Regions from separate parts of the Homo sapiens genome. Here regions 2 and 3 are each linked to region 1. Evidence: chromatin contacts called from ENCODE Hi-C or POLR2A ChIA-PET data. All regions are on one chromosome and are shown on one strand. The core of a region is the stretch at or near the end of the contact, and the rest is flanking DNA. Distances in the headings are between cores, read along the strand shown. Region 1 holds the start of TNPO2 (transportin 2). Region 2 holds the start of ELOF1 (elongation factor 1). Region 3 holds the start of YJU2B (YJU2 splicing factor homolog B).

The links. A loop is a pair of places that touch in the nucleus more often than their neighbours do. ChIA-PET counts read pairs that join two places held with the same protein, here RNA polymerase II (POLR2A). Pooled maps may share reads with other maps.
Region 2: a pooled map shows a loop between it and region 1 (4-fold over the local background). The contact joins the promoter of ELOF1 here to the promoter of TNPO2 in region 1. A Hi-C loop is called at or near these places in 4 of 50 pooled maps. POLR2A ChIA-PET finds 5 or more read pairs at or near these places in 2 of 52 experiments (GM10248 and activated CD4-positive, alpha-beta T cell).
Region 3: a loop to region 1 is called in a pooled map, with 4 times the contacts of the local background. The contact joins the promoter of YJU2B here to the promoter of TNPO2 in region 1. A Hi-C loop is called at or near these places in 1 of 168 maps with a recorded cell type or tissue (B cell) and 5 of 50 pooled maps. POLR2A ChIA-PET finds 5 or more read pairs at or near these places in 1 of 52 experiments (WTC11).

The regions. Positions count from the first base shown.
Region 1 is chr19:12,721,905-12,725,882 of GRCh38, forward strand. TNPO2 (transportin 2) reads right to left here and starts at 2,028. Exons shown (of 26, transcript NM_001382241.1): 1 at 1,865-2,028; 2 at 1,345-1,461. RefSeq lists enhancers at 1-561, 562-1,179, 978-1,127, 1,180-1,798, 1,799-2,415 and a silencer at 388-477.
Region 2 is chr19:11,557,001-11,560,978 of GRCh38, forward strand. ELOF1 (elongation factor 1) reads right to left here and starts at 2,230. Exons shown (of 4, transcript NM_032377.4): 1 at 2,191-2,230. RefSeq lists an enhancer at 3,554-3,848.
Region 3 is chr19:13,745,576-13,749,553 of GRCh38, forward strand. It overlaps YJU2B (YJU2 splicing factor homolog B), which reads left to right and starts at 2,320. Exons shown (of 10, transcript NM_030818.4): 1 at 2,320-2,379. RefSeq lists a silencer at 2,301-2,610.

The DNA.
Region 1 (3,978 bases), core at 778-3,277:
TGCAGCCTCCCCCAGTTCGGCCTGGGTAAACACCCCCCGGGGCATTCCCCTCAACGGATCCCAGCAACGCCTCGAAGTCAGATCCAAGAAAACCCTCTAGGCCGAAGTCTGACGCCCCTCCCTGTCAGGACCCAACGAGCTCCCCTCCCCCCACCCCGCTCAACTTTTCAGTGCGGCCTCCCCCAATCAGACCCAACCAAGCCCCACCGAAACAGGCCCCTACACACACCCGATCCTCGCGACGTCCCCCAATCAGGCCCCAAGCAGTCCCCAGACGCTTCCCCCAATCAGATCCCCTCCAGCCCGACCCCAGCAGTCCCACTGGCCCTCTTCTTGAGGAGCCCCGACATGGCCTGGCTCCGAGGCCCCACCCCCTAAGCTCTGCTCGGTTCCCCCCTCCCCCGCCCGGCCCGTTCTAGCTGCCAGGAGGATCGGGCCCAACCGGCTTCCCGGCCTTTCCCGGTCGGGCGCGGCCCCGACGCCCGGGCCGCGCGCGGCGCAGGCTCGGTGCCCGGCGGGGGTCGACGCAAGCCGGGGCCAAGAGGGTCGGGCTCTGAGTGAGGCCCACTTACCCGGCCCCGGGCAGCAGCGGCGGCAACTCGCGCTGCGGCTTCTCCAGAGACTCGCGCGGAAGGAGGGAGCCAAAGAGAGAGAATTAAAAAAAAAAAAAAAAAAAAAAAAGAAAGAAAGAAAAAAAAAAAAGAAAAACGCGGCCGTAGGTGAGCCGCCGCGGCTCCCGTACTCCGTTCAAACTGGTCCCGCCGAGCCAATCGGAAGGTTCAACCTTCACACGTGCCCTGGCACTTGGGAAACCCGGGCTGAGACAAGGTCCGGTCACGTGACCAAAGAGTTGCCGTTTCTTTGGCCTCTCTAGCCAGCCGGTCCTCCCAGTGTCTCGTTTTCCCAGCATCTTTCACTGACCTGACCGCAAGCTCTTTAGCTGGAGCCAGGAGTTTGGTAGCGCGTGGGGACTTTGTGTGTGATGGATCCAGGAACCCCTCGGCCAGAGCCAGCACCCTCCTTGTCACCTTCCTCCACTAAAAATTGAAATGTGCCTCCCTTCCCCCATCCAGAGGTACTTGGGAGGAGTACGCTGTGTGTGCGCAAGGAAAGAGCTGAGCGTGCTCTTTATACCCCAGAGACAAAGGAAAGAAAGCAGGACAAAGTAAGTGCCTGAGACAAGCCGGGTTCCTACAGAAGCCTCTGCCACTTTTTGCATTATTTTCCAGTACTGTTTGATAGTTTTTACAAGGAGATGAAAAAGCCACAAGGATATAAATTTTTGAATAAAACGAAATGAACTAATAAAATAAACTTTGAACCACGCCTAATCCCTTTCCCTACCTGAAGTTGAATGAGGTGGAACAGCGCAGGAAATTCTGGCAAGGGCAGGGTCATGAAGAAAGAAATCTTCTTGATCCTTGCGACGTCTGAAGACAGTAGGGCACCGTTTTTCCTTCTCTTGAGAGAGGAGCAGATGGTAAAAAGCTGGAGACCCTGTAGCGTCTTGGTTTCCCCTCCCTGCCCTGCCGATAACAAAGTGGGAGACCTCCTGCCACTTGAAGCCTCAGTTTCCCCACTTGTCAAATGGGTATAAGAGCAGTTCGCGCGATTAGAGATCATCCAAGTTAAGCATGACCTGGCCAGCTCTGAATTGTTCCTTAAAAACGTGGCTTTACCCTCCAAGGCTCAAGGCTGTTCTTTTACTGTATTCAGCCCCTCCCTAAGCCGATATTTAATGAATTCACCAGCTCTAATCCCAAAGAACAACCCACCCTGCCCTGAGGAACTTTTTGACCCTCGAGAGAGGCAGAGGTCAATTTTTGCCCCTGCCTGAAGGAGGGGAACAGCTATCTCAACCCACTTGCCGTAGGCAAAGTCAGTCCCGGCTCCGTTCATTCATGAAAATCAAGTCCCGGGCCTCCAAGGTTAGGGAAGTGTCGGCAGGCGCCTAACTCCACTCGGAGAATCGCGGAAGACACCCTAAAGGAGCAGTTGGGATTCCGAGGTAGCCAGTTCCGCTGGACTGAAACCTGGGCTGAGAAACACGTGCAGAAAGCCGCCACCAAGGCATGCGTAAAGGCCTCCCTCTCCCCCACCCTCCGATAAGCCCTGGAACTACAAATCCCGTCCTGCCATGCGCCAGGGTCGCCGCGCTTTGGGGTTTTGGCTGAGACTCAAATTGGCAGGAGGGTCTCTAGACCAACCGAGGTGCATGGGGAGCAGAAGAGTGAGACTGGGGAGCTGGGGCTGGATTTGGGGGTTCCTGGAGCGAGTGTGAACGATAAGAGCTTTCTGGTCAAATTTGGGGGCTGCCCCAGATAAAGATCAGATGGGGAGCGAGTTTGGGATGCAGGAGACAATTTGTTAAGGTTCACCCCCTTCATATAATATGGCAAATTTTCAGCGGCCCTCCGCAAGCCTTGGGGCAGAACAAAGTAGCCCCTGCTGCATGTGTGGTCCACATTGTTGGCCCTTGTGTGGTCACGGAATTTTTTCTTCCTCTCCAGCTGGTGAATTTGAGTGTTGAATCAGGACAAGGTTTTGGGTTTTTGTTGTTTTGTTGTTTTTGTTTTTCTATTTCTTTGTTTTGTTTTGTTTTGTTTTTGAGACGGAGTCTCGCTCTGTTACAAGGCTGAAGTGCAGTGGCGCGATCTCAGCTCATTGTAACCTCCGCCTCCCGGGTTCAAGCGATTCTCCTGCCTCAGCCTCCCGAGTAGCTGGGATTACAGGCATGCGCCACCACGCCCGGCTAATTTTTTTTAATAGAGATGGGGTTTCACAATGTTGACCAGGATGGTCTTGATTTCTTGACCTCATGATCTGCCTGCCTTGGCCTCCCAAAGTGTTGGGATTACAGGCGTGAGCCACCGCGCCTGGCTTTTTTTGTTTTTTTGTTTTTTGAGATGGTGTCTTGCTCTCATTGTCCCGGCTGAAGTGCAATGGCTCAATCTCGGCTCACTGCAACCTCCGCCCCCGGATTCAAGCGATTCTCCTGCCTCAGCCTTCCGAGTAGCTGGAATTACAGGCGCCTGCCACCACGCCAGGCTAATTTTTTGCATTTTTAATAGAGATGGGGTTTTGCCATGTTGGCCAGGCTGGTCTTGAACTCCTGACCTCAGGTGATCCACCTGCCTCGACCTCCCAAAGTGCTGGGATTACTGTGCCCGGCCCAGTTTTCCTATTTCTTTCTTTCTTTCTTTTTTTTTTTTTTTTTTTTTTTTTTTTTTTTTTTTTGAGACACTGTCTTGCCCTGTCGCCCAGGCTGGAGTGCAATGGTGGGATCTCAGCTCATTGCAACCTCCGCCTCCGGGATTCAAGCTATTCTGCCTCAGCCTCCCGAGTACCTGGGACTACAGGCACCCGCCACCACACCCAGCTAATTTTTGTATTTTTAGTAGAAACAGGGTTTCACCATATTGGCGAGGCTGATCTTGAACTCCTGACCTTGTGATCTGCCCGCCTTGGCCTCCCAAAAAGTGCTGGGATTACAGGTGTGAGCCACCGTGCCTGGCCTTTTTTCCTTTTTTTTTTTTTTTTTTATTTTGAGGTGGAGTTTTGCTCTTGTTGCCCAGGCTGGAGTGCAATGGTGCAATTTCGGCTCACCACAACCTCTGCCTCCCGGGTTCAAGTGATTCTCCTGCCTCAGCCTCGCGAGTAGCTGGGATTACAGGCATGTGCTACCACGCCCTGCTAATTTTGTATTTTTAGTAGAGACCGGGTTTCTCCATGTTGGTCAGGCTGGTCTCGAATTCCCGACCTCAGGTGATCCACCTGCCTTGGCCTCCCCAAGTGCTGGTATTACAGGCATGAGCCACCATGCCTGGCCTTTTTTCCTATTTCTTAAGCACCTACTGCATGTCAAGTGGTTTCCAAATGTTATCTCATTAATACCGGATGTGGTGGCTCATGCCTGTAATCTCAGCACTTTGGGAGGCCGAGGGCAGATCACGAGGTCAGGAGATTGAGACCATCTTC
Region 2 (3,978 bases), core at 980-3,479, 1.2 Mb before region 1:
AGGGGGAAAAAAAAACTCTTCATCCTCTTCCAGCTATGATCCTTTTCTCTGCAGGCTGTTTTAGTGTACAGCCATCTGCATTCCCACCCATCTCTCTGCACCCCTTGCCTCCAAACTTAGGTTACTGGTGGCTCCATACTGCAAATCCCAATGGCAGTCCTCCCATTCCAGAGGTCCTTCCTCCCCTGAGAGCACATGTGGCTCTCAGGATGCCATGTGCTCCCTGTCCTCTGCCTCACTGGTGGCTCCTGCTAGTCTCCTATGCTCCTGCCTCTCTGCCAACTTGCTCCAATGAAGAGAGCACGTGAGTTTGGGCCAGGCGCTGTGGCTCACGTTTATAATCCCAGCACTTTGGGAGGCCAAGGTGGGCAGATCACTTGAGGTTAGGAGTTGGAGACCAGCCTGGCCAACATGGTGAAACCCCATTTCTACTAAAAATACAAAAATTAGCTGGGCGTGGTGGCACATGCCTGTAATCCCAGCTAATAGAGAGGCTGAGGCAGGAGAATCGCTTGAACCTGGGAGTCGGAGGTTTCAGTGAGCTGAGATTGTGCCACCGCACTCCAGCCTGGGCAACAGAGCAAAACTTCATCTAAAAAAAAAAAAAAAAAAGGCTGAGTGCAGTGGTTCACGCCTGTAATCCCAGCACTTTGGGAGGCCGAGGTGGGCAGATCACGAGGTCAGGAGTTCGAGACCAGCCTGACCAACATGGTGAAACCCCATCTCTACTAAAAATACAAAAATTAGCCAGGCATGGTGGTGCACGCCTGTAATCCCAGCTACTCGGGAGGCTGAGGCAGGAGAATCACTTGAACCTGGGAGGCGGAGGTTGCAGTGAGCCGAGGCACTCCAGCCTGGGCAACAGAGCAAAAAGCCCATGAGTTTAATTGTTGGATCCTCTCCTTTCTGGCTATACTCACCACATGAAGATTTCACCCAGTCTTAGGGCTTCATGCCTACTCTACACTGAGGCCACCTGCTTCTCCAGCCTTGAGTCTGAACTGCAGACTCTGATCTATCTGCCTCAGCCACACCTCCACCTGATGTCTAACTTCCACCTAAGATTAAACATATCATGTCCAAAACCAAGCCCCTGACATTGCAACCTGCTCTTCCAGTCTTCCTCATCTCAGCTAACAGCAATTCCATCTTTCCGGATAATCAAATCAGAAACCTTGGATTCATCCTCAATGTCTTTTTCCCTCACACATTCCTTATGCGATCCTCCCCCTGCCCCTCTACCTCTGAAATATAAATTAGCCGCGGCACCACGCCCAGCTAATTTTTGTATTTTTTGTAGAGACAGGGACCCACCATGTTGCCCAGCCTGGTCTGGAACTCCTGGGCTCAAGAGATACTCCCGCCTCGGCCTCCCAAAGTGCTGGCGTTACAAGCATGAGCCACCGTGCCCAGCAATAACCATTACTGAATAAATCACTCAATCAGTTTGCTTGTAACTCTATCACTTTGGGACGTCACGCCCGTAATCTCATCACTTTGGGAGGCCCAGGTGGGAAGATCGCTTGAAGCCAGGAGTTCCAGACCAGCCTGGGAAACAGAGTGAGACCCTTCATCTCTACAAAATTACAAAAATTAGCCTTGAGTCTGTAGTCCCAGCTACTCGGCAAGCTGAAGTGGGAAGCTTGCGCCCAGGAGGTCGAGGCTGCAATGAGCTATGATCGCGCCACTGCACTCCAGCCTCGGCGACACAGCAAGACTCACTCTCAAAAAAAAAAAAAAAAGTCCAAACAAAATCTACGGATGAGCCCCAGAAGCTCATTTTGCCCAGGGACTACAGTCTCCCCATCCCATGAATGGGGTCTGGCTTGCACAAGGAATGCAGAGGCCTCAGCCTGTCCTGTGACAACGTTAAGTCCAAGAGCGCCAAAAGGGGATGGCAGAGGAGTCATCCCCCGAATCTGCTGGTACCCAAGAGGTGGGGGGTTGGCTGTTCCTCCAGACTCACTAAAGCTTCGGCATCGCCTCCCGACGGCCGCCGGGAGGAGCCAGGCGTCCCGGTAGTCGCGCTTGGAAGGATGGGGTCGGGGGGAGTCAGTCTCCCCGACCGGCTTTCCCCCAAGCTCGAGGTCCCAGGAGCCTCCTCCAGGACCCCGTAAACGCACGGAGTAGAGGAACTTCCAGTCCTGCCCACCCCCAACGCCCACTCGCACGAGCCGCACCAGCACTCACCTTCTCCAGCTGCGAAAGCTCCGTTCACCCGGGAGATAGTGACTTCCGACTCCTGCCGGAAGCGGAAACCCCTCTCCTACTTTCAGGTCCCGGCCACCCCCATCCCGGACAGCCCAGCAAATAGGCCCTGCCTCCTTCGCCGCTCCTCTGAGCGCACGCGTACTCAAATAGCAGCGCTCCGACGGAGACGCAGTGCGCCTGCGCAAGAGCCGGTGCGTATTTGCCTGTACCTACGCGCGATGCCAGTACTTCTGGTCAGTTTCCAGGAGCGGCAAGTGAGGAATATGAAATAACCTTATGGCTGAATCAGGGTGAAGGGGAAGCTTGTAAGCATGGAAGACGCTCTACTCAAACTAAAAAGTTCAAGTTCTGATCCAGCAGATGAAGAGGGAGGCCTGAGAGGCTGCTGTTCTAACTCGCTCCCAGGTGACTTCCATGCTGCTGATCCGCAGACCACATTTTGAGTGCCCAGATTGTAGTAGATGAGGTTGAGTGGACAGGCTGGGGCCAGATTCCATGGAGCCTCGTGGGCCGTGTTAAGGATTTTTATTTTTTATTTTTGTTTTATTTTATTTTATTTTTTTGAGACGGAGTCTCACTTTGTCGCCCAGGCTGGAGTGCAGTGGCTCGATTTCGGCCCACTGCAACCTCCGCCTCCCAGGTTCAAGTGATTCTCCTACCTCAGCCTCCCGAGTAGCTGGGATTACAGGCGCCGGTCACCGCGCCCGGCTAATTTTTGTAGTTTTTTTTTTTTTTTTTTTTTTGAGTAGGGATGGGGTCTCACCATCTTGGCCAGGCTGGTCTTGAACTCCTGACCTCGTGATCCACCCGCCTCGGCCTCCCAAAGTGCTGGGATTACAGGCGCGATCCACCCGCCTCGGTCTCCCAAAGTGCTGGGATTACAGGCGTGAGCCACCGCGCCCGGCCAAGGACTTTTATTGGTTTTTATTTTTGGTTTTGTTTTTTTCTGAGACAGGGTTTCGCTCCGTCGCCCAGGCTGGAGTGCAGTGACGCCATATGGGCTCACTGCAACCTTAGCCTCCCGGGTTCAAGCGATCCTCCTGCCTCAGCCTCTTAAGTAGCTGTGATTACAGGTGCGCACTACCATGCCTGGCTAATTTTTGTATTTTTAGTAGAGATGGGGTTTCACCATGTTGGTCAGGCTGGTCTCGAACTCCTGACCTCAAGTGATCCATCCACCTCGGCCTCTCAAATTGTTGGGATTACAGGCATGAGCCACCACACCTGGCCTGAAAAAGATATTTCAAGATGGAGAGAGAGAGGGGTTAGCTGTGTCACGTGTCCCTGAGTTGAAGAAGATGAGGAAAGAGAATTGACAGTTGAGTTTGGCAAGGGTCTGGTCCCTGCGGACCTTGATAAGAGCTGTTGCATTAGAGTGTTCAGGAAGATAATTTGTAATGAAATGTATTTCGAATACAGATGCTCTTTGATTTACGATGGGGTTACATCCCGATAAACCTATCATAATCAAGTCAGGGGCTGTCTGTAGAGGGATCTCTAGGATATCCCCTAGGGGGCAGTGTTACCCTGGTAACCGTCAAGTGTAACCAGTAGAACTGCCCTCTTGTGAGACCCTTTTTCAGTGCTGGAGCAAACTAGAATACACACAGGATGGAATCATACTATACAGTTACCGTGCAACTTGCTATTTCCACTTAACCATCTATACACGTATACCTAACTTTTGTTTTTAGTAGCTACATGATTCATAGTGCAACTCTGCCATAGTATAATCAACGGTTATCCTACTGATGGACAATTCCTGGA
Region 3 (3,978 bases), core at 1,070-3,569, 1.0 Mb after region 1:
GGAAGGTGGAGGTTGCGGTGAGCCAAGATTGTGCCTTTGCTCTCCAGCCTGAGCAACAAGAGCAAAACTCCATAGATAGATAGATAGATAGATAGATAGATAGATAGATAGATAGATATAGATATATAGATATCTATAGATCTATAGATATCTATATATATATATATAGATATATATATATATCAGGAGGAATAGTAGTAATATTGTCATCACTTCTCACCCTGTCTTTGATAAATTGCCAGTTGAAGTGTCTGCTTCATCACTGAGAAAAGAGTGTGTTCTTTCCTCTCTGAATCCCCAGGACCAGACATATAGCAGGTGTCCAATGAACAGCTCAGCTGTTGAATGAACAAATAGATTCTGTTAGGCCCTACAAGGCATAAAAGTAAATTCAGTCTGGGCACAGTGGCTCATGCCTGTAATCCCAGCACTTTGGGAGGCCAAGGCGGGCAGATCATCTGAGGTCAGGAGTTTGAGACCAGCCTGGCCAACATGGTGAAACCCCATCTCTACTAAAAATACAAATATTAGCCAGGCATGGTGGCGGGCACCTGTAGTCCCAGCTACCTGGGAGGCTGAAGCAGGAGACTCACTTGAACCTGGGAGGCAGAGGGTGTAGTGAGCTGAGACCACACCACTGCACTCCAGCCTGAGTGACAGTGAGACTCCGACTCAAAAAAAAAAAAGTAAATTCAAAAGCCATTCACCTGTGCAGAAGGCAGGGCCAGGCTAATCTGAAGGCTCTAAGAGAAGTATCCACCCACTTCTTCTGTAAAAGGCCAGATGGTAAATATTTTAGATTCTTTGGGCTCTCTCTTCCTCTGTGGCAACCACTGAATTCAACCCTGTTGCAGACATAGACAATAGATAAATGAATGGGCCCGGCTGTTTGTAGGTAGGTGAAAAATGGCTTCCCTTCACCTTTATAGGTTCTTTGGCTGGGCTACGAATTAAATTGACATGTAAACAGACAGGGCAAAAGCCATATTTAATTATGTACCTATGCAGGGGAGTCCCACAAAATACAAGACTCCAAAAAGGATCAGAGAGGCTGGGCCCAGTGGCTCATGCCTGTAATCCAGGCACTTTGGAAGGCCAAGGCAGGCAGATCACCTGAGGTTGGGACTTCCAGACCAGTCTGGCCAACATGGTGAAACCCCATCTCTACTAAAAATACAAAAAATAGCCGGGCGTGGTGGAAGGTGCCTGTAATCCCAGCTACTCGGGAGGCTGAGGCAAGAGAATCACTTGAACCTGGGAGGTGGAGAGCGCAGTGAGCTGAGATCACGCCATTGAACTCCAGCCTGGACCACAGAGCAAGACTCCCTCTCAAAAAAAAAAAAGTATCAAAGAAAAGAATAGGGGTTTGGGGCTTCTGGGAGGATGGTGGTAACACAAGTTATGGGAGGGTAAGGGGAGAAATTGTATGATGGAGAAAGTCTGTCTTGTTAAGCAAATAAAAAAGTCTTGCAGGTAATAAAAGTTGTCTCAGAGCAGCCCTCAGAAGGATACATGATTGGGAATGGTTTCACTCTTCCCTAGTTAATAAGATCGTAGGAAAGCATTCCTCTTTCTGTCTTTAGGCAGATAAGAGAAATTCAGAGAAAACCTCTCCTTCCCTGCATTTGCTGTTCCCCCAAGTGCCCTTATTTTGAAGCAATCAGCAGACAAAAGCGCATATCCCTGTGTTCCAATGAAATTTTATTTACGTACGCTGAAATTTGAATGTTTTATTTTCATAAGTCGTAAAATAGTTTTTCCCCCACCTAACTATTTAAAAATGCAAAAACAGAGCAGTGGTTCACGCCTGTAATCCCAGCACTTTGGGAGGCAGGAGGATTGCTTGGGCCCTGGAGTTCGAGACTAGCCGGGGCAACATAGTAAGACCTTGCCTGTGCAAATAATTTTTCTTGAGACGGAGTCTTGCTGTTGTTGCCCAGGCTGGAGTGCAGTGGCGCGATCTCGGCTCTTTGCAACCTCTGCCTCCCGGGTTCAAGCAATTCTTTTGCCTCAGCCTCCCAAGTAGCTGGGACTACAGGGGCCCGCCACCACACCCTCGCTGACCGGCTGCAGCGCGCAGGACAGCACGCCTGGGAGGGCGGTGCCAGGAGGCGGGCCTCGGATTGGGCCTCACGTAGTGGGCTGGACAGAGGATGGAGCCTCTTGGCGTAAGCGCGGTTGGGCGGGGCATTCCTGGATTGGCCCACTCCGGCGTCGCAGAACGCTTGGCGTATCGTCCTTCAGCCAATCAGCGTGGAGCTGCTGCCTCGCCCCGCCTCACGCCGGCGTCCTGGGGGCGCGGAGAGGGCGCCCAGGTTCACCGCGCTCTCAGCGCGCACTTCCGGGCACGGTCAGGGCGTGACGTCGGGAGGAGGGCAGGTAAGTGCCGGCGGGCGGAGGAGCGGGGAGGGCCGGGGGTCCGGCAGCCGCCTCACCCTGGCCTCGGAGCTGCCCGGCGCGCCCTTCCGCGTCGGGGGACGCGGAGCTGAGGACCCGATTTAGATGCCCGGAGCCGGCCCAGGTCCCAGCCAGGACCAAAGTCCCTGAGGCCCCAGCTGAGACCTCTGACCCAAGTGCCCGGGACCCGGTCCCATCCTAGCCCGGATCCATATTATGCCTGAAGGGTCCTGGGTTTTTGCATCGGGAAAATGGGACCAATAAGTCCCTATCTCACCAGATTTTATAAAAATGATTCTTGTAAAACCGTGAGCAGCAGAAATGACTAAACTGCCAAACGTTTAACTCGGCGTCAGGCGCTGCCCTGAATGCCTTAACCAGCCATTTTTACACATAAGGAAAATGAGGCTTAGAGAGAGAAAACAATTTGCCCCAAGTCAAGCAGATAGGAAGCAGCAGGGTGGAGCTCCGAGCCCAAGCCGTAAGCCCAGGACAAACAGGGTCGGTAATTACTTTTGCACCAAGGACCGGAGATATCTACACGCCCACCCGATAGCCCCGTCTGCCATTTACTGGGGTAACAAAACCATCTTAAGACACACACACACCCTCGAGCTCCTGTAAACGGAGTATTTGCTCTTTGCAGGCTCTTCCCGTGGGTTAGTTGATTCACAGCATCCCCAGAAAGTCAGTCTTGTCGTCGTCATTCGCCCTTTACCGGTGACGAAATACAAGCCCAGGGAAGCGCAGTCACTGACCAAGGTCACCCAGCTGATGAGGAGTGGAGCTGGGATTCAAGCCCAGGGAGCCGTGTCCCCTAACGCCTCAAGGGGCACTTAGCTATTTTGTTGGCAAAAGTATTTTTAGGTTGGAAGGGACCTTGGAATAATCCAATCTAAAGGACACACTTTATAGTTGGAGGATACAAGACTAAGGTGAGGGTAGAACAGTTTATATCCGGGACTTTGCACCACTGCCTCACCACCTCACTACACCACTCCCACTCCATCAGAAGCTCTTCCATCAGCTTCTTTCTTTCTTTTTGTTGGAGACAGAATCTCACTCTTGTCACCTTGGATGGAGTGCAGTGGCGTGATCTCGGTTCACTGCAACCTCCGCCTCCCAGATTCAAGCGATTCTCCTGCCTCAGCCTCTCCAGTAGCTGGGATTACAGGCGTACGCCACCAGGCCTGGCCAATTTTTGTATTTTTAGTAGAGACAGGGTTTCACCATGTTGGCCAGGCCGGTCTTGAACTCCTGACCTCAAGTGATCCACCTGCCTCAGCCTCCCAAAGTGCTGGGATTACAGGCGTGAGCCACCGAGTCCGGCCCCCAAGAATGGTTTTAAATTTTCTAGTAGTTGGGGAAAAATCAAAAGAATAATACTTTGTGACATGACGATTATGTGAAATTCAAATTTCTGTGTCCATCAATAAAATTTATATTGGCATGCAGCTACGCCCGTTCATTTATATATTGTTTGGGACTGATTTCTAGCTATGAAAGCAGAGTTGAGTTGTTGGGGCAGAGATAATCTGGCCTAAAAAGCTAGAAATACTTATTTTCTGGCCCTTGACAGAG